Regions from separate parts of the Homo sapiens genome. Here region 1 is linked to region 2. A link is an interaction called in ENCODE POLR2A ChIA-PET data of the cell type or tissue named here. Cell type or tissue: PC-9. All regions are shown on one strand. Links, peaks and the distances in the headings refer to the core of each region. The heading gives the core; the rest is flanking DNA. Region 1 holds the start of LINC00184 (long intergenic non-protein coding RNA 184). Region 2 overlaps LOC107985365 (a long non-coding RNA gene).

The links. Peaks named below come from ENCODE experiments on the same cell type or tissue, not always from the same donor. Only the 100,000 strongest peaks of a DNase experiment are listed, where the experiment ranks them.
Region 1: POLR2A ChIA-PET joins it to region 2 with 26 read pairs; 3 of 35 experiments call an interaction of 5 or more read pairs at or near these places.

Annotation. Positions count from the first base shown.
Region 1 is chr1:234,626,109-234,638,187 of GRCh38, reverse strand. LINC00184 (long intergenic non-protein coding RNA 184) reads right to left here and starts at 8,877. Exons shown (of 2, transcript NR_033927.1): 1 at 8,441-8,877; 2 at 3,408-5,240. In PC-9, for the core only: no CTCF peak of the experiment used is centred there; a DNase peak (open chromatin) is centred at 6,287; H3K27ac peaks cover 3,390 bases.
Region 2 is chr1:234,864,259-234,876,337 of GRCh38, reverse strand. LOC107985365 (a long non-coding RNA gene) reads left to right here. Exons shown (of 3, transcript XR_001738533.2): 1 at 1-1,562; 2 at 5,048-5,736. Among named protein-coding and RNA genes, the nearest start is that of LINC02971, 87 kb to the left of the region's middle. In PC-9, for the core only: no CTCF peak of the experiment used is centred there; DNase peaks (open chromatin) are centred at 6,647, 6,997, 8,907 and 9,907; H3K4me3 peaks cover 4,889 bases; H3K27ac peaks cover 6,027 bases.

The DNA of each region.
Region 1 (12,079 bases), core at 2,815-10,814, 240 kb after region 2:
TGTAATCCCAACAGTTTGGGAGGCCAAGCAGGGTGGATCATGAGGTCAAGAGATCAAGACCATCCTGGCCAACATGATGAAACCCCATCTCCACTAAAAATACAAAAATTATCTGGGCACGGTGGTGCGCACCTGTAGTCCCAGCTACTCGGGAGGTTGAGGCAGGAGAATCGCTTGAACCTGGGAGGCAGAGGTTGCAGTGAGCTGAGATCATGCCACTGCACTCCAGCCTGGGCAACAGAGTGAGAATCCATCTCAAAAAAATAAAAAAAAATACTAAAAAATACAAAGAACCAGAAACAATCACCTGTAATCTCATAATCCTGCCACTTAGAGATAATGAGTTAACATTTTAGTGTATTTCTTTCCAATTTTTTCACATATATTATATATACACACACATTCATACATATTTAAAATTATAATTGTATGGAATATATGGCTGTATATCTGTCTTTTTCATGGAATGTTATAGATTGGGCATTTTCATTGATCAACAGCCATCTCTGAAAATATGATTTTTACATATCTACACTGCATTCCATCATCTGAATGGACTACGATTAATTTAAGTGTTTCCTCATTTTTGTATATTGGGGTTTTTTTCCCAAATTTTCCTATAGTCTAAGGAATGCTTCAGTGAACATGCTTATCCATAAATCATTCTACACATTTCTGATGATTTTGTTAAGATAAATATCCACAAGCAGAATTACTAGGACAAGGGAATATAAACACTTTTATGGCTCTTGTTATACATTTCTCAAAATATTTTTTAAATTATTCTTTTCTGCATCTCTTTTATTTTATTTTAGATTCGGGGGTACATATGCATGTTTTCAGGGGGTACACGTACATAGGCATGGGTATATTGCATAACAGTGGGATTGGGCTTCTAGTGTACTTGTTACCCAGATAGTGAACATAGGCCAGGTGCGGTGGCTCTCATGTGTAATCCCAGCACTTTGGGAGGCCGAGGTGGGCGGATCACTTGAGGTCAGGAGTTTGAGATCAGCCTGCCCAACATGGCGAAACCCTGTCTCTACTAAAAATACAAAAATTAGCCAGGCGTGGTGGCGCATGCCTGTAGTCCCAGCTACTGAGGAGGCTGAGGCAGGAGAATCACTTGAACCTGGTGGGCAGAGGTTGCAGTGAGCCGGGATCGCGCCATTGCACTCCAGGCTGGGCGACAAAGCGAGACTCCGTCTCAAAAAAGAAAAAAAAAAAAAAGATAGTGAACATAGTGCCTAACAGGTAATTTTTGAACCCTTGCCCCTCTCCCATTCTCCCCTACTTTGGAATCCACAGTGTCTATGATTTCCATCTTCATGCCCAAGTGTACCCATTGTTTAGCTCCCACTTATAAGTGAGAACACATGATATTTGAGATCAAAAGGAAGTTGTGGAGAGAAATGACAGGTTTGGTTCTGTGTTTTTAGCCCTATTGCCTCCTTTCGTCCAGCCCATGCCAGTATACCCATTTGTCATCTTTAGGCTTGTTCGTCCTGTTGATCGTGCCCTGCATCTCAAGAGAACTCACCCTAGAGAGGTCTCTGTTATCCATGGTCTGTGTTGCTTCGTTCACACGTGGGGCCTGTGATCCGGGGGTCCCATGCATCCTGATGCACCCTTTGTGGAAACAGGAATTGCTCTGCAGAGAGTTGGTTTCAAGGCTAGAACAAACCCTACAATCATTGGCCTATTGTCTAAAAAAGTAAGTAAAAATACACAAGAAAGATTGATTCCATTGAATTAAAAATCCTAAATTACTTTCTGACCCTTTGGAGGTATTTCTGCACAGCTCTTCCCAGCATTCTAGCAGATTTCAGAAACTCAAGGGACATTTTTAGCCACAGAAAAAGTTGTTGAATCCAAAAAACTCAATGAGGATCATTTTCAAATATAATGTTCTGTTATATGCAACGATAACCTGAAGTTAGGATTATTTCAATTGTTTCTTTTATGTAGTAAAATACTAAGTTTGCTGTTTACTTTAAAAGGTAGGTGGGATTTCTAATTGCATTTAATCTGACGATTAAAATAATCAGATTTTGCCCTTTTTTTCTGAAAATTTACTTTGCAATGAGCACAGACTACATTCATGTTAATCATAAATGCTCTCCTCCCCTTTCCAGGTAAGCTGAATTTTAATTATTATAATAGGTGGATTTTCTTAAGCGTTTCTCCTTATCCTTCCTTATGGCCTACTTTCCCATCTTACTTTACTTTTTCCCCCTTCATCTTCTATGTTATACAAAACATATTCTGAAAAATTTATGCAAAATAAATTAATATTATATGTAAACAGCGTCATCAAATATATTCCCACATTTCAGGAATTTGGATGGAAGTTCCTGCTGATAGATTCATAGAGTCAAAGGAAAAAAAAAAGATTTAGTTGGGAGCTTGGGATATTAAACATAATTCCCTCATTTGAGTAAGGAAACCGGAGCCCAGAGAGGTGAGCCTTTGGGTTTGTCATTTGATCAAGTGTACAGAGCAGGAGCAATAATAAACATAATAACTGACTTCTTTACAGCCCTTTACACTTTATAAAACACATTCACATTCAACATTTACAGGTATCGCAATTCTGGCCTTTCAGTAAATGAAACGCCCCTGTGCTCTATTTACCTCCAGGAGACCAATGTGGCTGATTTTATATTTGGTATTATTTCATTTATTGGCTGCTGCTGATGGCAGCACCCTTCACCTGGAGACTCGGAGGCATTTCAGATGGATTCATGTATGAAACAGCAGGCTAACTAACACTGTGAGTGGGCCGATGTTAAGCGGAGAGTAACATATCCTGCCCTGCCAGTGAAAAAACCACAGCCACGTCTGAGGGGCAGAATCCCAGTGTCAGTGGGATTTGAAGATTTGTAAAAAGCTGTTACTGGCCACGTCTGCCATTTGGGAATCCAAGGACCAGATTAAATCTCAAAGAAACCCAAAGTTGTGCTCTTCAATGGCCAAGGGTGGGTTTCTCCAATGAAAGCATCAAATCAGATGTCTTTGTCAGTTACGTCTTCATGGAAGGTGGTGGTAAGGACTTACATGACATCATAAAATAAGGTTAATCATGGCTGGGTGCGGTGGCTCACACCTGTAAGCCCAGCAATTTGGGAAGCCGAGGTGGGTGGATCACGAGGTCAGGAGTTCGAGACCAGCCTGACCAACATGGTGAAACTCCGTCTCCACTAAAAATACAAAAATTAGCTGGACGTGGTGGTGCATGCCTATAATCCTAGCTACTCAGGGGGCCGAGGCAGGAGAATCGCTTGAACCTGGGAGGCAGAGGTTGCAATGAGCTGAGATCGTGCCACTACACTCCAGCCTGGGTGACAAAGCAAGACTCCATTTCAAAAATAAAATAAAATAACATAACGTTATTGACTTATCTGAGATCGTTTTCCTATGAATTTATTGACATTTTCAACATTTAATTGAGCATTTCTGATTTTCAGGCACGGAGGGATGTGGAGGAGAACAAGGCATGACGCTGTCCTGAAAGTGCTCCTAGTCTGGTAGGCACGTCTGTCCTGCCACGTCTCCAGAATCTATCTTGAGTTGTTGCAGTGCTGCACTTCCTTTGTAGATGACGGCACAGTTCATTATGACTCTTCGGAATATCTCAGCCTTTTCATCCATGTAGTGAGTTTTGCATCAGACATTTACTCTTTAGCAGGGTGGATTAGTTTCTTAGAACTGTCATAACAAATTACCACAAACTGAGTGGCTTAAAGCAACACAAATTTATTCTCATAATTCTGGAGTCTAGAAGTCCAAAAGCAAGGTGCCGCCAGGGTCAGGCTCTTTCTGATGGCTCTAGGGGAGGGTCAGTCCCATGCCTTTCTCTTAGCTTCTGGTGTGGCTCACGGCCCTTGACATTTCTTGGCTTGTAGATGCATCACTCCAATCTCTGTCTCAATTGTCACACCATGTTCTCCTTATGTCTCTTCCTTGCTTCTCATAAGGACACCAGTCATGTTGGTGGAGGCCCACCCTAATTCAGTATCATCTCATCTTTGCTTGATTACATTTATAAGACCATATTTTCAAATAAGGTCACATTCACAGGTACCGTGGGTTGGGTCATCAACAGAGCTTTCTAGAGGGTACAATTTCACGCATAACAGGGGATTCGATTCATCCAAACCCTTTCTCAGCAGAGACAGTAAAAGTACTTTCCCCTTCAGCTGCCAGATTGCAGTTTCATATGGCTGTGCTCACAATAAAGCAGAAAGGCCAGGGTTCCTTGAGCTCCAGAGTGGGCCACAGATGGTTAAAACAATGTGGAACATGTTTTCAGGGGAGAGAGGACAGAGCAGCCTAAAGTGGTCCTTCCAATAAGTGACATTGCATGTGTCCCTCTCGCTTTCATCTTTATGTGTGTATCACACATTATCCTTCATCCTAATGTCTTTTTCTCCTGGTTCCAGTGAAGCGGCAAAGAGAGTAAAAGTGCTGAGCTCCTGCTGTAAGTCAGGTGCCATTCATGCCCCCCAATCCATTTGGACCGCTCACTGTCCATTCTCTGTGACAGGGGTTACAGCCACTGTCCTGATAGATCCTGTTTTGCTACTCTTAATTGAGTTTGAATGGCCTACCTGGTAGAGCTTTCATTTAGGCAGCAGAGTGCACATCTTGTTTCCATTTCAATCATTTGCATTGGAAGTGCTTTTTCCCCCTAATGAATACATAGTCATAAAGAATCCAGTTCAGCCTGTCGTGCTGTTGCCACTGGCATCAGCTGGAAGGCTGGCAAGTAATGATCCCACCTGGAAGAGCACAAAGCAGTCAGCCCCTGTGCTCTGTACCGTGTAACTCACCCATACCGTGGCCCTTGTTCATTCCAGCATGGCTCCTACTTCACATGTGGGGCTGTTTCTGTTTCTATTCATTCTGTGTGATGCCTTGCTTGACCCAACATCATGAATGGAAAATTGTGATGGGCCTAATCCCTTCACTCTGCATTCTCCAGGGAAGGTGTTGGTCTCAACAGGAGCTAAAGTTTTCCTGGGAAAGGAGAGCCATGAGAGAGAAGTTTTCCTTTCCCCATAGGTGGTCCCCAGCAGAGAGGCAGGAAGGTTTATGCACAAAACTGTAGGAAGAATGATTGCCTCCTCTGGCCATCAGATTGTGACTTAGCTTCTTGTGGCAAGTGGCACTTCATTGGGTGTTCTAAAGACACATTCATCATAGTCCCTGCTCATTGGTAACATAATATCTAATATGAACTGCAAGGACAAGACAAACATATAAAGAACATTTAGGCAACTAAAGAAGTATATTAAAAAATCTTTAGATTGTGTATAGGCAAAAGGAAACTGCATTTTCTGATGAAAGAATTCAAGTTGTAAGAGCTCCTTTGGGGAGGAATGGCCATCTTTCTTCCAATTACAGAAAATTTTGTAGCAAACTAATTTAAAAAAATCTTTATATCCTAATTCATTTAGTAACCAATTAAGTGTATAGTCAAGATTCTTAGTTTCAAGTGATGAAACTCAAATAAGGGCAATATATTTGTTTATGTACCTGAAAATGCTCAGGCTAAACACAGTGGCTCATGCATGTAATTCAGTTACTTTGGGAGACCAAGGTGGGAAGATCACTTGAGGCCAGGAGTTCAAGACCAGCCTGGGCAACATAACATGACCTCATCTCTACAAAAAAAAAAAAAAAAAAAAAAATCACTGGGCACAGTGGCACATGCCTGTAGTCCCAGCTACTTGGGAGGCTGAGGAAGGAGAATCATTTGAGACTAGGAGTTGAGGCTGCAGTGAGCCATGATTGCACCAATGCACTCCAGCTTAGGCAACAGAACAAGACCCTGTCTCTAAAAAAAAGAAAAAAAAAAGTTCAAGGGTGGTTCCAGATCCTTGAAAAATGTCTTCAGGAATATTCTCCAGGCTTTAGCTTTGCCTTCTTCTCTCTTGATTTCATTCTCAAGCAGGCAATCACTATTTTTTTGACAAGATGTCCACCAGAAGCTCCAGGCTAATTTTCTATTGGTTTAACCACCCCAGAAGAGAATTTATCCTTTCCAATACTTCTAGCATAACCCCTGTGGCTGACAATGTTGGTTCTGATAAGCTCAGCATGTAACATATACTCATTCTTGAATCACCAGCATGGTTAAAATTCTCATTGGCCAGACTTGGACCACATGCCCCACCCCTGGGGTTAGGGGTAAGAGTCAACCCCACCAGAAAACAAAGACTGAGAGTCAGGGAGGGGTGGTTCTTTAAAAGAAAACTAGGGTCTTGGTATCACAGGAGGAAGTGGATGTTGATCAAGCCAAAGTCCCAGATGCCCATGACACTATACAAAAAGAATGTACATTGTTCTGAGATGCTGATTAAGAAATACAAATCAACCTCCGCTTTTGAAAGTAGTTTTAAAAGAGGTCAACTTTCAGTGTCTTTCATGGAATTTCTGATTACTTTGAGCTAGTAATCAAGTCAACAATAAATTCTTTGTTTCTCTTGCAAACCCACATTGTCTAGGAACATTTCCTATTAATATCTATTTTAGAGTATCACATGAGTCTTGAGTCCTTCTTTCAGGAATAAAGGTAACAAACTGACAGAGATAAAAAACAAACAAAAAAAAGTGGTGGGGTAATTTTAAAATTTTTATGTCATAATTTTCTTCAGCAGGAAATTCTATTTGGCTGAGTGATTTTTGAACAGAGAGCAAATAATCATTTAGATATTTTTTTCTCTCTCTTTTTTTGAGACAGAGTCTTGTTCTATTGTCTAGGCTGGAGTGCAGTGGCGTGATCTCGGCTCACTGCAAGTTCCACCTCCCGGGTTCACGCCATTGTGCTGCCTTAACCTCCTGAGTAGCTGGAACTACAGGTGCCTGACACCATGCCTGGCTAATTTTTTGTATTTTTAGTAGAGATGGGTTTTCACCGTGTTAGCCAGGATGGTCTCGATCTCATGACCTTGTGATCTGCCCACCTTGGCCTCCCAAAGTGCTGGGATTACAGGCGTGAGCCACCGCGACTGGCCTAGATTTTTTTAAAAAGATAAAAAGCAATCACTATGTTTAGTACATGTAATGAAAAAAATATGAAAGAAACTCTCTCATGGGCTAGATACTGCCATTTTCTGGGACGGCACTATAATGTCTATCTCCAGTTCTAATTTTCTTTTTCACCTCAAAATTTTAGTATTCACTGTGACTTATATTTGATTTGTTGGATTCTTAATAATGGCTAAATTTAATTCCACTTTTTCTCTCTTTATAATCAGGGCCAGATTTTTAAAAAGAAATCCACACACTATAAATCCAAAAACCAAGTTATATTAAAAGTCAGATTTTCGACTGCATGGAGGGTCAGCGCCCCCAACTCCTGCAGTAGTCACAGGTCAACTATATATGTGTACACATGCACATACATCTAGTGTTTATGTATATTCAAATGTACATACATGTTTGCTGTATTTTTCATAATGTAATGAGTGCTTCCTATGCAGCAGGCACTGCGTTGTACTGGAGACCATCTTTGCCTCACAGAGCTTACATTTTAGTTGGGGAGATAGTGACAAACAAATGAATAAATACATCAACCAGATGATTAAAGACTGTGATCAGAGCCATGTAGGAAGTAAACACGGTGGTGAGACAGACGAAAGCTGGGAGAGCCCATTGTAGGTGGGAGGTCAGAGAACCTCCCTGAAAAGGTAACATCTTCAGTAGGGCCTCATGGAGGTGAATGATCAGTCACTACAGCAGAACAGAAGGCAGGCCAGTGTAATTGTGGTGGGGTCATTGGGGTAGGCAGGAGACAAATCAAGCAGGGCTTCATAAACCATGGTAGAAATATAAATTCAATTCTAAGGTAAACTGGAAGTCAGGAAGGGATTCATAGCCAAGAAGTGGCATAACTTGATTCAAATCTTAAAATGGTCACTTTTGCTCCTATAGAAAGAACGTGTGTCTCTATGAGAAATAAAATAGAGGCTTAAACAAGAGATTCCTCCAATATAAAAGCACTGTGGATGGGGTTAAGAGTCCCAGATGGGCCCAACAGCTCCACATCCATCAGAAACCTAGTCTTCTCTATCACCCTACCCCATTGTCTTAGAAAATGGTTTCCATTCACAGAAGTGCAAGATGGCCAGAGCAATTCCTGACATTTTGTCTGAGTGCTGAACTATAAAAGAAAGGGAACAAAAGACAACAGAAGTTTTCCCATCCCGTCCAAATCAGCTTCCTTGAAGCATCCTGTTTCAAAGTCACACAAAACACTTCTGCTTACATCTCATTGGCCAGAATTTAGTTACATGGTTACACTTAGCAGGGGAGGTGAGGAAACATGGTCTCTCACTTATGATGTCTACATCAGTAAGATACTTACAGCTATCAGAACAAGCAATCAAAATACGCTTAATGGCTCAAACATGATACAGGATTACTTCTCACTCACATGAAGTCCAAAATGATGTTCTGGATTGGCAGGTGGTTTTCCTCCAAGCAAGGATCTAAGGACCCAGGTTTCTTCTATCTTGTGCCTCTTTCACCTTCAACACTTGTCTTCCAAGATCTTGTTACTTAACTGCATTAAGCTGTGGAAAGATAAAGAGTATAGAGAACCATTGTGAGTTTCTGTAGGCCAGGACTACAGAAGTGTGAGTAGAAGGGACACATCACTTCCACTCACTAACGGCCAGAACTCAAACACACAGCTGCATATAACTGCAAGGGAGGCTGAGAAATGGCATCTGGTTGTGCCCAAGAAGAAGACCTGGGCTCATGACATGACCAGCCAGCAGCCTCTACCACTGGGGAAATGAGTCCAGCCAAAAACTAGGGTTCTGTTACAAAGAAAGAACCTTGGGAGATAGGTGGCAGTTTGTGTCACACGAGGCGACAGTGGAAACAGAAGACCAGTTCCACTAAAGAGCTAGCAAGCAAATAAATACTTGCCATCTGCCAGCAATGAGAGGGCACACTCAGAACCAGAAGATGACATAGTTCTACTGCAGATTCTGTTTCGCAATGACGCTCCTGCAAAAATATCTCAAGGATTTGCCTTCAGCCTACAAAACATTCTCAAAATGAAATTGCTATGATTAGTCAATTTAATTTTTATTTATTATTTGATTTTATTAATATTATAGAAAGCTTTTTAACAGTCTAGATGTGCTCCATAATCAGATATTGAGGCTTTACAGGTTTGGCCATACAGAGAGAAATATAGTATTAGTGACATAACATTGCTGCAAACCCAACTGAAGAAATTCCTGGTTGTGAGCTTTTACATATAATGTGTTCATTTTGAAATAATACTTTTATGTTCCAAATTTCTGTTTCCATTGATCATTTATTAATTTGTTTTTTTTATCTTGAGTTTTATTTAATCTACAAAATATACTACTGCAAGAGAGAAGGGTACTGGCTGGGGGAGTACCCAATGCTCACAACCATTCTCACTCAAATAATTAATATCTGGTGAACATTTACTATGATGTTCTAGGACAGCTTAGTGGGTCCAGCATAAGTGTAGATCCTGGAAAGGATAGACCAGCAGGCCTTAAAAATATAAAGGAGAGAATAAACAAACATAATGACACTAGGAGGAGAATGAGTAGATTTCAACATATGTGAATCAATCAGAAAGTAGAGTTAATTTAGTTAAGTGGTCAAGAGCACAATATTTGAATTATGTCGGACCTATATTCAAATTCTCAGTCAGCCACTTTCAAACTATGTAAAACTGGAGAAGTCACTTAACCCCTCTGAGCCTCACTTTCCTCATCTGTAAAAAACGGAGGATAATAACAACCTCATAAAGTGCCCAGTATAGTCAACGCCTGGATCATACTATAGTAAACACATGAAAAATCATGGCGATGATTAATAACCAAGGGGTTAGCATGACTAGTCCAGCCAGGGCTCGATGCCAGCTGCAGCTGAGTGGTAAGAAGATAGATCTTCTGTAAAGATCTTTGCAGAAACTCAAACAAGTCAGACTGGAGAGCATGCGTGACACAGTCAGGAAATCTCATGTCACATGTTTAAGTCCTAAATGTTTGACAATGTCTCTAAGCTTCCCAGGAGTTCAGAGGAAAAAGACTTGTGATAGAAGGGAGACCTGGGCTTCATGGATTGGAAGTTGACCTGAGCTTTGAAAGCTGTATAGGGTTGGAATAGGTAATAGAGGACCATTTAAGGTGTCTGTGCCTGGGACAGAGTAGTTACCCCAAAAATGGAGTAAATGAATGAAAGAAAGAGCAGACACAAAAGACTAAGACAGCAAGTCTAGTTCGTGAGTGAAGGGACTCCTTAATCATCACCTCTGGTGGGTGTTAATGTGTTGGGAGATGCATTGTCCACAGTGGGAGGAACCACGTGAGCAGAGCTTTCTAAACTGGGTGAGGAGTTTGGGTTGAAGTGCGGAGGAATTATGGAGCAGAGGAGGAAAATGATGAAAGCAGTACAAAGATCAATTCGGGGAGGGTCAGGAATGTATCGCACAAGGAAGCTGGAATGCAGAGAAGTCAGTCAGGAGTCTGCATGTGGAACTCGATGAGAAGTAAGGATGCTTGGCTGAGGGACTGGCAGTGAGACTTCAATAGGGATGGCAGTGGGCATGGGACCAGAGGCTCAATCAGGTCCTCAGATAAGGGGATGAAGAAGGAGACAAGCTTGTGGTTGGTTCATTAATGACTACAGAGTTAGCAGGAACTCTAATAGACAGGAAAATTGAAGAGAGAAAACCGAAGAGCAGGGGAAGATGGTGAGCTCAGTGATGTGTTTGTCGGCTGAGCCAGCGATGAGATACACAGGTGGAAATACCCAACAGGTACTTAGAAGTACAAAATTAGAACTCCAACACAAGAATAGAGAAGAGAGGGACTTGGAAGTCATTACGATAGAGACAGTAAACAAAGGCCATGAAATGTATTAGGTCTCTGAGGTGTTAGTATAAATAGAAAAAACTAGAAAATCAAAGACTAAGTCTTGCGCAATATATAAATTTAAAATATGAAAATTTCCAGGAGTACTCAGTATGAATACATGAACTTCAACTGGATTGGTGTCCTTACTAGGGCCTCATTGTGACTCTTGTGGTGCCTGGAAATGCTGAGGGTATTTTTGTCTTTGTGGGCTCCTTTCTTCATTAAAAATAAAATTAAAAAGTATATGAATTTGTTCTTATGTACTTGTGATTATTATATTTTTTCGTTCTGATTTTATTTATTTGTTTTTTGAGATAGGGTCTCACTCTGTCACCCAGGCTGGAGGGCAGTGGAGCTATCTTGACTAACTGTGACCTCCGCTTCCCAGGCTCAAGTGATCCTCCCACCTCAGCCTCCCAAGTAGTTGGGACTACAGGCATGCACCACTACGCAATTTTTTTTTTTTTTTTTTTTTTTTGTAGAGACGCAGTTTTGCCACGTTGCACAAACTGGTCTTGAACTCCTGGACTCAAGCAATCCTCCCACCTTGGCCTCCCAAAGTGCTGGGATTACAGGTGTGTGCCACTGCACCCGGCCCTGATTTTAAAATAAATTAAAATCAAACATTTTCATGAGGCCCTAAAAGTATCTTGGTCCCTACTACATGTAACAAAGAAGACAGTCCTGATCATTACAAGATCGCGTGATAGTGGGAACAATCCAATGTGTAATGTCTTAAAAATTATGTATAGTTGACTTCAGAAAGAGAGTGTGTGTATGTGTGTGCATGTAAGGGGAAGTCTGCTTCTCTTTTTATGCTATAAGCTAATATTTTAATTGTCCTTGATTCTCATAGGTCAAACCTTTATTCGGCTTCAGGGCAAGATCAAACCAACAGTTATCATACTTCACTGTCTTTAAGAAATCAATTTTGGGTGGGGCGTGCTGGCTCATGCCTATAATCCCAGCACTTTGGGAGGCTGAGGCGGGTGGATCACAACGTCAGGAGTTCAAGACCAGCCTGACCAACATGGTGAAACCTCGTCTCTACTAAAAATACAAAAATTAGCCAGGCGTGGTGACACATGCCTGTAATCCCAGCTACTCAGGAGGCTGAGGCAGGAGAATTGCTTGAACTCGGGAGGCGGAGGTTGCAGTGAGCC
Region 2 (12,079 bases), core at 2,790-10,789:
ATCGGGCCCAGAGATGAGATGGTAGGACATTATGGCAGGCCCTGAAACCCCAGCGTGCCCCAGCAGAGGCCTGTGGTGGCCTCTGGGGAGGTGGGCGGTGGTGGAGGTCCGTGTGAGAGGGCAGCAGCAGCAGCAGATTAGGCCCTGTGGAAGCCCACTTCCTTCCAGAGACAGTGCCAGGGGAGGAAGGGTCCAGACTGAGGGCAGGACGGGCCAGGGGGTGTGGCAGGCGGATGCCCCCCTGGGCAGGTGACCTCATCCACCCCTCCCGTGTCGCCTCCTCTGATCTGCTCCCTCTGGAGATGGGGAAATCCAGAGTAGGGGCAACAGGAAGTATATTCCCAAGAAGACTGTAGACCCCCGCACAGGGAAACGATGGAGCTCAGGAGGGGCGCTGATCTCGGGAGCCTGGATCCACCAGTTATGCAAGTGATGAAGTGAGTACGCACGGTCCTCGAGGCCAGGGCCGGCGCAGTAAGAACGAACAGGTTGTTCTGGAAAATTGTCTGGCAGCCTCCCCGCGGCCTGCCTGCAGGAACTGGCATCTGTGGAGTACTTTGCCTTGCTTGTTGATCCACAGCACTTACCACATCCTGGAGAAACAGGTCAATACAGGTGGCCCTCAGGAGCCATGGGCCCCATGTTTGGAACTCTGACCCACACAGGGGCAACCTGAACTCCTGAGCCATAGCCAACCCCTCCCACCCGGGGCCTCTGATGAGCTGGGCCCCCCTGCAAATAACGTTCCTGTCTGTTTCCATCTGTGAGCTCCTGCTCGCGATCTAAGGCCCAGCTGAAAGTGCTTCTTCCTTCCTGGGCCACCTTCCTTTCATTCTCAGCTTTTCTAAATTATGAACATTTCAAACATTCCCAAAGGAGAGAGAGTGCACGATGCACCTGAACCATATGTCGCCCAGAATCCATGGCTATCAAGATCTTACCACAGTTGCTTCATGGATCCCTGCCTCTACTTATTTCTTTCTGAGTTGCTTTAATGTTTCACGCCACTTTATATCTATGTACTAGATTTTGCATCTCTAAAATAGAGGGGCATTTTTATACGTAATGATGTTATGGTCGTCTGGCCTAAAAATTGCCAACACTTCCTTGCTATCTATCATTCAATACCCAGTCCATATTGAAATTTCCCTTCTGAAAATTAATTTTTGGAATCAAGTCTACCATCGGATTTGGTTGAATTTCTGAAGGAAGGGGGTCCATTGCTCTGCCGAATGTCCCCACATGGCTTCTGTCTCCATCCACCACGTATGTCCAGCTTGCGGCCCTGACTCTAGGTGCCCTCAATTATGCCCACTGTGGAAACGGCCTTTCTGCCACATCTGAAGCTTGAGCCTTGGAGGCAGGCATGACGTCTCATCTCTGTGTTCTTTGTGGTTCCCAAGGCAATGCGTGGTGTATCCGAAGTGCTCCACTGAGTCTCGAAAACGTCCCTGCATTGGAGGGATCATGGAGTGAATTTTGTCTTTGCCACTCCACTTACAACTTCAAGTCTGGAGATTTTGAAACACCCCATGACTGGGAGTGACCGCTGGCTCGGAGAGGTTTGTACACAGAGCAGAGGGTAGACTAGATGACCCTTAAGATCCACCATGACTCTGCAATTCAGGCATGCGGAACCTGGCTGATGACAGACATCGACTTTGTCCTCCAACCTTTTTCCGGGACTTATCAATATTCTCGTGGTTAAATTCCACAAGCTGGCATGATCTGAGGAGGGAAATTAGGACATGGTTTCTTGCCATTACTTTTTACAGCTTGGCAAGGGGCAGGAGGCTGCCATCCCCTTCTGTGGTTGCTGTGTCATTCTGTGGGGTTGCTGGAGCCGGGGCCTGAGGTGTCAGGGCGGTGGAAGCTCCTGACCCTGCCCTGCTTTCTGACCCACCTCTCATCTCACAACCTCTGACCTTGTTTATTTCTAGAGGCATAATCTGTGTGCCATATTGTGAGTAAATGAGAAAATGTGGCTTGGATTATGGAATTCAGCTTTATGATTCATTTGTTCAGCAAGCTCTTTTTGAGAATCTATCTTGTGCCAGGCCCTAGATTCTGGGGGTTTAAAAATTGCCAAGACCCAGGCGTGGTGGCTCACGCCGCTAATCCCAGCATTTTGGGAGGCCGAGGTGGGCGAATCACAAGGTCAGGAGTTCGAGACCAGCCTGGCCAACATGGTGAAAACCCGTCTTTACTAAAAATACAAAAAAAATTAGCTAGGCATGGTGGTGGGTGCCTGTAATCCCAGCTACTCGGGAGGCTGAGGCAGGAGAATCGCTTGAACCCAGGAGGCGCAGGTTGCAGTGAGGCGAGATCTCACCACTGCACTCTAGCCTGGATGACAGTGCAAGACTCCATCTGAAAAAAAAAAAAAAAAAAACAACAAAACAAGAACGGCCAAGACCCACCTTGCTAGCAAGAAGTTCACTGTCTAATGACAGAGACAGACCAAAGTGGCATAAGAGAGCAAGCCTGAATGCTATGAGAGAGACCCATTTCAGACTGCTGGGGTATAGGAGGGCTTCCTGGAGGAGGCAGCTTCTAAGTTGAGTCTTAAAGGTATGCATAGAAGTTTGCTAGAAGGAGGGGAAGCGGAAGAGGAAAGAACATTGCAGATATATTCCAAGGAGAAGGAATAGCACGTGGGAAGGGAGACTGCATTTACCCTGTGCTTTCAGAAACACATATAATGTAATTCACACCTCACAAATGATTTTTATAAAAAAATAGGCCTCAGGGAGGTTAAACGACTTGTCCAAGGGGAGGAAGAAGAATTAGAATGAAGGCTATAGACTCTCTGGGCAGAAGTTCAGCACCCTGACCTTATGCCATGCTGTGTAACATCCACCCTCCATTAAGTAACCGTAAAACCCTCATTTGTGTCAGCCACGGAAGGGGCTGGGCCAGCCTGGAGGGTTCAGGGTAGATGGGGTTGCTGCATTCAGCAGTTTAGGCCCAGATGGGCAGAAACACCTGGGGCCCCTTCACGGCATTGCACGGTCACCTGGGTGCTGGGGACCAAGGACAACAAATCCCGTCTCAGAGAACAGGAGAGTTTCTCTCCTGATGCAAATATATGTTGTTTGATATTGGCTTACTGACAAGGTGGAAATACCACACTATTGACCAAATAGGCTTATTTGGTAGTTTATATATCATATAAAAACCATTATAGCTTATTTTATATATATTGTTATTACTTATTACATATATATAGTTATATGTATTTAGTTATTAGTAAATATAGTTAAATTCAGCCACAATCTTGAAGAACAAGATTTTTCTTCTCTTCTGCATGTTCGAAAAAAATGTTTAAAAAGAAAAAAGATTAGAAGTGTTCCTTCTAGAGCAATTCCATGGGCTCTGTTAAAACCCTTTGACACTGGGCCAGGCACGGTGGTGGCTTATGCCTGTAATCCCAGCACTTTGGGAGGCCGAGGCAGGTGGATCACCTGAGGTCAGGAGTTCAAGACCAGCCTGGTCAACATGGTGACAACCTGTCTCTACTAAAAATACAAAAAAAATTCGCCAGGTGTGGTGGTGCACGCCTGTAATCCCAGCTACTCAGGAGGCTGAGGCAAGAGAATCACCTGAACCTGGGAGACAGAGGTTGCAGTGAGCTGACATCGTGCCACTGCACTCCAGCCTGGGTGACAGAATGAGACCCTGTCTCAATAAATAAATAAATAAATAAATAAATAAATAAATAAATAAAACCCCTTGACACTGAAGCATTTGACACTAAAGTGACCACCATAGCATCAGGAACTTCTCTTTGAAGACTTTCTTAATTAGAGCAAATGAGGAAATTAAGAATGCCCAGTACCTGCTGCATGTCAGACGGTTTTAGACACTTCTACCCACTCTTCTGTTTAATTCTCATGGGTCCTACCAAATAGATCCATAATTAGCCCAGATTTTACATGTGAGGGAACCGATCTTCTGAGAGGTTCGGTCTTCTCAGTGTCACAGAATAAGGAGCAACACTAGAATTCTGACCCCAAAGCCTGTTCTTCCCTCTGCACCACGATAATATTTCACACGAGAGGTGGTGCCTAAGACCGAGCTCTCAGGCCAGACTGTCTGGGTTTGAATCCGGGCTTCAGTCGTGACTTACTGTGGCAAGTTACATTTTAAAATTTTATTATTTAAGTGACCTATAATCATTGTACATATTCATGGAGTACAGAGTGATGTTTTGACTCATATAATGCACAGTGATCAGATTAGGGTAATAAGCATATCTGTCATCTCAAACAGTTACCATTTCTTTGTATTGGGAATATTTGATTCATCGTTTTAGCTACTGGAGACTATAGAACATATTACTGTGGCCTACAGTCATCCTGCAGTGGGATAGAACACTGGAACTTACTCCTCCTCTCTAGCTGTGGTTTTGTATTCTTTAACAATCTCTCCCTAGCCTCCCCTTCCCCCAACCCTTCCCAGTCTTTGTGACTTGGCCTTTTGCTGTGGTTTTCCTGGTTGCAAATGGGGTGATGACGGCACCTTTCCCATAGGATTACTGTGAGGATTTGAGGATTCAATCCCCACAGAATGCCGGAAACAGTGCTTGGCACCACTAAGCACCCTGTGAATGTGAACTGCTATTATAGAGATTTTTGCTTGACATCAAGGTTACCTTTTGTCTTGGCTGGTCTCGTGTGGGGGGAGGACAGCACGTGGGCACTGGCGGGCAGTGGGAGGCATGGTGCCCACGGGGGGATGCACAGGCCCCTGGGCCCAGGAAGAAGTGGAGGCCATGGCTTGGAAAGGTCAGCAGGGCTGGGGAGAAGCAGGATGGGTCCTTCGGGCCACAGCAGAGGAGGCTGATGCTGGGGCAGCTGGGGTTTCCAGCTCCAGTGGGTGAGCATGGGGCCCCGGCTGAGGCAGGCAGAGGGCACGGCACTCAGGGGCAAGGCCAGGCCCGCATCCAGCTCTGCCATTTGCTAGATGTGCACTTAGGGCAATTTCCTTTAGCCTGGTGGAGTCTCAGTGTTCCCGTCTATTAATTGGGAATAATTCTGCTTTCCAGGGTGAAGTACAGACATGAAAGAAGCAATGCCTGGGAAGGTACTCAAGAAAAAGCATGATGTGGTGGGGAAGGGCTGCAGCCCAGCCCTGTGCCTGCATCCCACGCATTTCTACTTGATTCCTTAGCTCCCTAAACCTTGCTTGTCTCATCTGTAAGGTGGAGATAAAAATAACAGTCTTCTTTTATTATGTGAGTTGCAAATGACAGAGTGCATGTGAAGGCTCCTGGTGCCAAAAATGTTAGCAGAATTGAGTGGAAGCAGAGTGAACACTCACTGAGGGCCGGGAGACTTAGGAGGGAGCTGGACCCCCCGGGATGCTTTGCTGGATGACCACAGCTTGGGGAGGGGGCTACTGCCTTTGGAGAATGGCAACACTATCATGCAGCTCAGAAGGCTGGAGTCTAATACCCTGCTCAGCAACCAGGCATAGTCCATTCCATCACAGAGCCTGGGTTCACCTTGAGGACAGTGAGAACTCAGCCCTGGCCATGTGGAAGTCAAAGCGTGCAGCACCTACGTACATGGACCTCACCTGTCATCCAAGTCTCCAAACCACACTGCAATACAAACATCGCCAAAGTAGCAGGCTTCTCTCCTCTGGGTGACATCCACAGGGCAGATCTGAGCAACACTTAGTGTCTCCTGGGACCTTCCCAGCCTCGGACAGAATGGTTGTTAGAGGAACAAGGTAATGGTGATATACGCGGGACCTGCCAGTTTGTTAGGCCGGTGGCTTTAATGGCTATTTTGGAGGTGACATTCCATTAGGGGTGATTGGACTTAATTTTAATGGCAGGATGACTTAATGTGTCATCATTCTCTCCTAGGCCTGAAGGTCAATGGGAAAAGTTTCTTTCCTCCAGGAATTACACTACAAAATTTCCATAACACAGCGCCAATTTTGGTCATGCTAAAATATTGAGCTGTAAGAAGTACCCTTCTGCACAAACAAGCTGGATTTTTGGGCCTCTTGGTCCAGTCACCCTGGAGTCAGATAACTTAGGGTGAAATGTTGACTTCGTCACTCCCTGGCTGTGTGGCCTTAGACAACATACTTAACCTCTCTGTGCCTCAGTTTCCTCATCTACAGAGCTGGGTAATCATAGTATGCGCTTCCTAGGGTTGTTGTGAGGACTAATTTGGTGTGTGTAAAACCTGGAAGGGCTGCTAAGGGCTGCTATTATTAGCTCTCTAGGGAAAGGACCAGCATAAGCAGTAATTTGCCAAACACATTCAAAGGCACTTTTGAACAGATGGTCAGGCTAGGGTGAGGGGTTGAGGGAGGAGCAGTGGGAGGTGCGTGTGGAACGGAGGGTTGGGGTGGATGGCAGAGGCATAGGAATGCCAGGCCCGTGAGTTTAAAAGGCATCTTGAATGACATCCCACCACCCAGAGCACTTCTGCGCGGTTCACAAGCGAGAAAGACAATGAGAAAGTAGTATTTTTGGAGGATCTTTGCTGACAGCAGGAATGAAAAGAAATAAATATATATGAGAGCCATTATGAAGGGAACCCTGCAGGACCTCGCGGCTAATTGGATGTGGGGCTGAGGGAGCAGGAGGAGTCTAGGGTGACTTTGAGGTGTGGAGTGAGGTGACTCACAGAAGATAGTGTCGTCGCTGGCACTAGAAAGCCACCAGAGGAGCTGGTTTGGAGGGAGGAGGATGGATTCATTGGTTTTAGGCATGTTGCACGGGATACTGTAGCCAGGAGCCAGGGTCTGGCCCTCGGGAACTGGGTCAGGGTTGGGATGGAGACTTGGCCATCATCTGCAGAGATAAGCAGGGTTTCTCTGTCTTTGAGAGTGAGTAGAGTGAGGGGGAAGCATAGAAAATTGAGGACAGATACAGGGAACACTGGCAGGGGCTAAAACTGACAAAGGAAGAGGAGATCGCGAAGAAGGCAAAGAGAAGGCTGGAAGAGAGCAGTGCCTGGAGGAAGCAGGAACAGGTGTCTGTGGGCATGACTCAGGGGAGGAAAGTTGTTAGATGCTGCAGAGGCCAAGAGGGGCCACGCAGGTAGGAGCCGCTGGGATCAGCCCTGGGTAGCCTGTGCAGAGGCAGCCTGGGTGGACCATGGAGATGTGAATACCAGCTGGAAGGCAAGTCTGAGGTGGGTGCTGGATGAATCAGTGGTGGAACTTAGTTTTAAGAATTTCCACAAAGTGCCAGAAGTGGGAAGATGGTGTCTTCTTTTTATCCTTTTCTTTTCTTTCTTTCTTTTCTTTCTTTCCTTCCTTCCTTTCCTTCCTTCCTTCCTTGTCTGCCTTCCTTCTGTCTCTTTCTCTCTCTTTCTTCCTTTCCTTTCCTCCTTTCCTTTCCTTTCCTTTCCTCATTGCATTTAGCAGAGACTCAGTGTCTTCTTCCTCTTCTTCTTCCTCTTCCTCTTCTTCTTCTTTTGCAAACTCTGCCTCCTGGGTTCAAGTGGTTCTCCTGCTTCAGCCTCCCAAGTAGCTGGGATTACAGGTGCTCACCACCATGCCTGGCTAATTTTTGTATTTTTAGTAGAGACGAGGTTTCACCATGTTGACCAGGCCGGGCTCAAACTCTTGACCTCAGGTGATCTGCCTGCCTCGGCCTCCCAAAGTATTGGGATTACAGGCATGAGCCACTGCCTCTGACCAGATAGTGTCTTCTTGAATGGGGAAAATACCAGCACTTCTGGCAGTTAAGAAGTCCAGTTCTTCAACTCACTAAGCTGCCTTCTGGAGCCCGAACCAGGAATGCAGTGATAAAGAGATGCAGGCTGGAAAAGTTTGAACAACCTGGCCCCAGATTCCCCATCTGTGAAGGGGCACTGAGGCTAGGTCGTACTTGGGCAATTTTTGTGCTGCCCTTAGCTCATGAGCCCCTTCACCAAAGCTAGGTGACCTCTGAGTCCCTTCATATTAGACCAGAGATCCCAATCGTGGGGCATTGCAGCCCCATCATGTGTGGGTTGTGGGCCTCCCATGCTCCTAAAAGCCCAGTGCAATCAAAATAGCTAATGATTATTAAAAACTTTTTGGATTGCAGATGACTGACAGGTATATTCCCACATAAGCTAGTTATTATTATCTTGTTTATACAGTCAAGACATTTGAAGTCCAGAAATGTGACCGATTCACACAGCTAGAATGGAACTTCAACCCAGGCCCCTTACACTCCAAGTTCAAGGCTTTTTCCATCGTGATATGCTATTTTAAAATCCGAGTGGATTAAAATTAAATTTTTTTTTTTTTTTTTTTAGACGGAGTCTCGCTCTGTCGCCCAGGCTGGAGTGCGGTGGTGCGATCTCGGCTTACTGCAAGCTCCACCTCCCAGGTTCATGCCATTCTCCTGCCTCAGCCTCCTGAGTAGCTGGGACAACAGGCTAAAATTAAAATTTTAACTTGACTAGTGTGGAGAATTTTGTGTAACTCTTTGAGCTGTTTAGCAAAATCTACATAGCCCACCTTGCTGGTTGTGGGGACACTGGCATCTCTTGCATGGAAACCTGGCTGGTTTTAACCTTTTCTGCTATTGCAGATGGGGAAAGTGAAGTGGCTCCTATTGACTTTCTGCTGCCGCTTCCAGGTCTGACTTGCACACAGGGCCATGATGCCTGGTGCTTCCTCGGCTCTTCCAGTTGTTTATGTTCAGCCGAGGGCAGTGGATCCCAAAAATAGCAGGCTCTGGCTCGAAGTTCTACCTACATAACTTCTGGGAGCCAAGCCCTCTCTCTCCCTGGCAGGAATGGGTCCTGGGAACATGCAGAGATTCTCCCTGGTGGCATATGGTTTTCCATGGTGGCCGTGACTCAGGAACTCACTGCCATGCTGCCTGACTCTCTACTCTGCCTTTGGGCTCCTGTCTTGCTGGTGTAGGCTGACTTTGATGTGACCTCGAGATTAGCCACCGCCACACTGAGGTCTCTCTTCCTGTCTTCGTGTTGCTGACCTCATCTCGTCCAGCCTCCAACCCCATCTGATGAAGGAAGGGGGCAAGTATGACAGCTGTGCCCCAAGTATAATAGCTCACAACCCGCTACCAAATACAATGTCTTTCCCCACTCAATTCTTATTCTTCCTTCAGGGTTACAATTCCAAATTTCACTCATGCTATTTTTTTTTTTTTTTTTTTTGTAAGACGGAGTCTCACTCTGTCACCCAGGCTGGAGTGCAGTGGAGCGATCTTGGCTCACTAGAACATCAGCCTACTGGGTTCAAGCAATTCTCCTGTCTCAGCCTCCCAAGTAGCTGGGACTACAGGCGTCTGCCACCACACCCTGCTAATTTTTGTATTTTTAGTAGAGACAGGGTTTCACCATGTTGGCCAGGCTGGTCTCGAACTCCTGACCTCAGGTGATCCACCCACCTCGGCCTCCCAAAGTGTTGGGATTACAGGCGTGAGCCACCCCGCCCAGCCTCTTGCTATTTCTTTCAATGCTCCCTGTGCCTTGACAGAGATCCAGGGATTGTGTTGAAGACAATATGTGTAAAAGTAACCAGCATTGCACCCTAAATTGTCCTTCCCCTCTGACAATTGGCCACCATCTCTGTATTAAGCACAAGCACCTCAACAGGCCCTCCGCTGAGGATGCAGGTGAGGACGGGCTGGATGTGCCTTTTATCCCCTCTTTGTGGTGTTACTTGCTCTATTGCAGAATCGAGCATTGGCCCCATTATTCCTGAATGAGTCAGAAGTCTCCGCCCCTCTGCTGAACAGGCCGATGTGTCCCTTGACACACACGTGATAATGGTGCAGTTAAAAAAACAAACCCATAGAGATATGGAAGTGCAGATGTGTAGACGCCCCATGGTTTTTGGTGACACAAACGTCAGCTGTAGCTCAGGGACGTCCTCCTGATAGAACTCGCCATTGTGGCAGGCAACCTCTGAGATGAACTCAGATAGTCTTGCCTGCTGACACCCATGCTCTTGTGTAGTCTCTTCCCACGCTGAATAGGGCTGACTGTGTGACCAATAGGATATTCTAGAGATGACCGACTATGACCTCTGAGGCTGGGTTATAGAAGAAGTGGTGCTTCTGGCTGGGTGAGGTGACTCACACCTTATTCCAGCACTTTGGGAGGCCGAGGCGTGTGGAACACTTGAGGTTAGCAGTTTGAGACCAGCCTGGCCAACATGGTGAAACCCTGTCTCTACTAAAACTATGAAAATTAGCCAGGCGTGGTGGTGAGTGCCTATAAGTCCGGCTACTCGGGAGGGTGAGGCAGGAGAATTGCTTGAACCTGGATGACAGAGGTTGCAGTGAGGCAAGATCATGCCACTTCACTCCAGCCTGGGCAAAAGAGCGAAACTCCATCTCAAAAAAAGAAAAAAATAATAATAAGAAGAAGAAACGGTGCTTCCCTCCTTGTTCTCTTGGAACACTTACTCTGGGGGATGCTAGCGCCACCTCATGAGGACATTGAAGAAACCATACAAACAGGCCCATGCAGCGAGGGCTAATGGTCCCCAACAGTCAGCATTGACTTGTAGGCTGTGTGACCATGGGGACATCTCAGAAGCAGATCTTCCAACCCCAGTCATGCCTTCAGGTGACAGTAGCCTTGGCTGACATCCGAACTATAGCCTGTGCCAGAACCATCCAGTGAAGTCACTCCCAGATTCCTGACCCACAAAGACTATGACATAAGAAATGCTCACATTTTGAGTGCTAAGTTTTGGGCTAATTTGTTACACAGCCACTGATAACTGATACACCCATGGCAAGGACACAGGGACTTCTGACTCAGTCTGGATTCTCAGTCTGACTTGCCTGTGTTTCCAGCTAATGTTGAGTCCTATCCACCGAGCCTCCCAGTACTGCTTCTGGCGACATGCAGCTGCACTGAGGCATTTGAGACCTGGTGTTTCTACTATCTGGATCACTGAAGGAACCTTGGATGCTTTTTTCTAAGCCTGGTAAAGCCATGCAGCAGATCAGCAGGAGGGCACACATTAGCCCACGGGCTGCCTGAGCCCTGGCCTGCAGCTACTCACCTCCTCCTCCTCCTGGGGCTTCACTCCTGTGCTCATTCCATCAGCTATGAGAGTTCAGCTTGACACACAGAGCCTGGTCTCACAGTCACTTATGAGGGGCCATGAGTTCCAGGGTTTCAAACCAGAGAAGATGGGGCTGATATATTTTGTCCATCAGAAACAGCAGAGTCCCACCATGCTAGAAAGACTGTTAGGAGGGTATAGTGAGCCTGGCATGGAGCAGGCACTGAATTGTTTGGTGACTGAGGGGGACTTGGTCTTGCATCCTCCATCACGCTGCTCAGAGAGACGTGGGGCAGAGGTTGTGCTGTGTGTGTGTGTGTGTGTGTGTGTGTGTGTGTTTGTTTGTTTGTTTCTTTCTTTTTATTTTATTTTATTTTTGAAACGAGTTTCACTCTTGTTGCCCAGGGTGGAATGCAATGGTGCGATCTCGGCTCACTGCAACCTCCACCTCCTGGGTTCAAGTGATTCTCCTGCCTTAGCCTCCCGAGTAGCTGGGACTACAGGCATGTGCCACCACGCCCGGCTAATTTTGTATTTTTAGTAGAGTTGGGGTTTCACCATGTTGGTCGGGCTGGTCTCGAACTTCTGACCTCAGGTGATCCGCCCTCCTGGGCCTCCCAAAGTGCTGGGATTACAGACGTGAGCCACCATGCCTGGCTTATTTATTTTTATAGAGATAGGATCTTGCTTTGTTGCCCAGGCTGGAGAGCAGTGGCATGATCATGGTTTACTACAGCCCCAAACTCCTGAGGGGGTGATCCTCCTGACTCAGCCTCCTAAGTAGCTTGGATTACAGGAATGTGCCGCTATGCCCAGCTAATCATTTATTTAGAGATGGGGTCCCATCGTGTTGCCCAGGCTGGTCTTGAACTCCTGGCCTCAACTGATCCTGCTGCTTTGGCCTCCTAAAGTGCTGGGATTACAGGTGTGAGCCCCTTGCCCAGCCTGCACTGTTTTCTGGAGCTCACACTTTCAGAAAGAAATAGGAACACTGGAGTGGAAGAATGGGCGTGGATGAAGAGATTGATGGGGACTTCCAACTCATGCAAGCAAGTGCAGCATT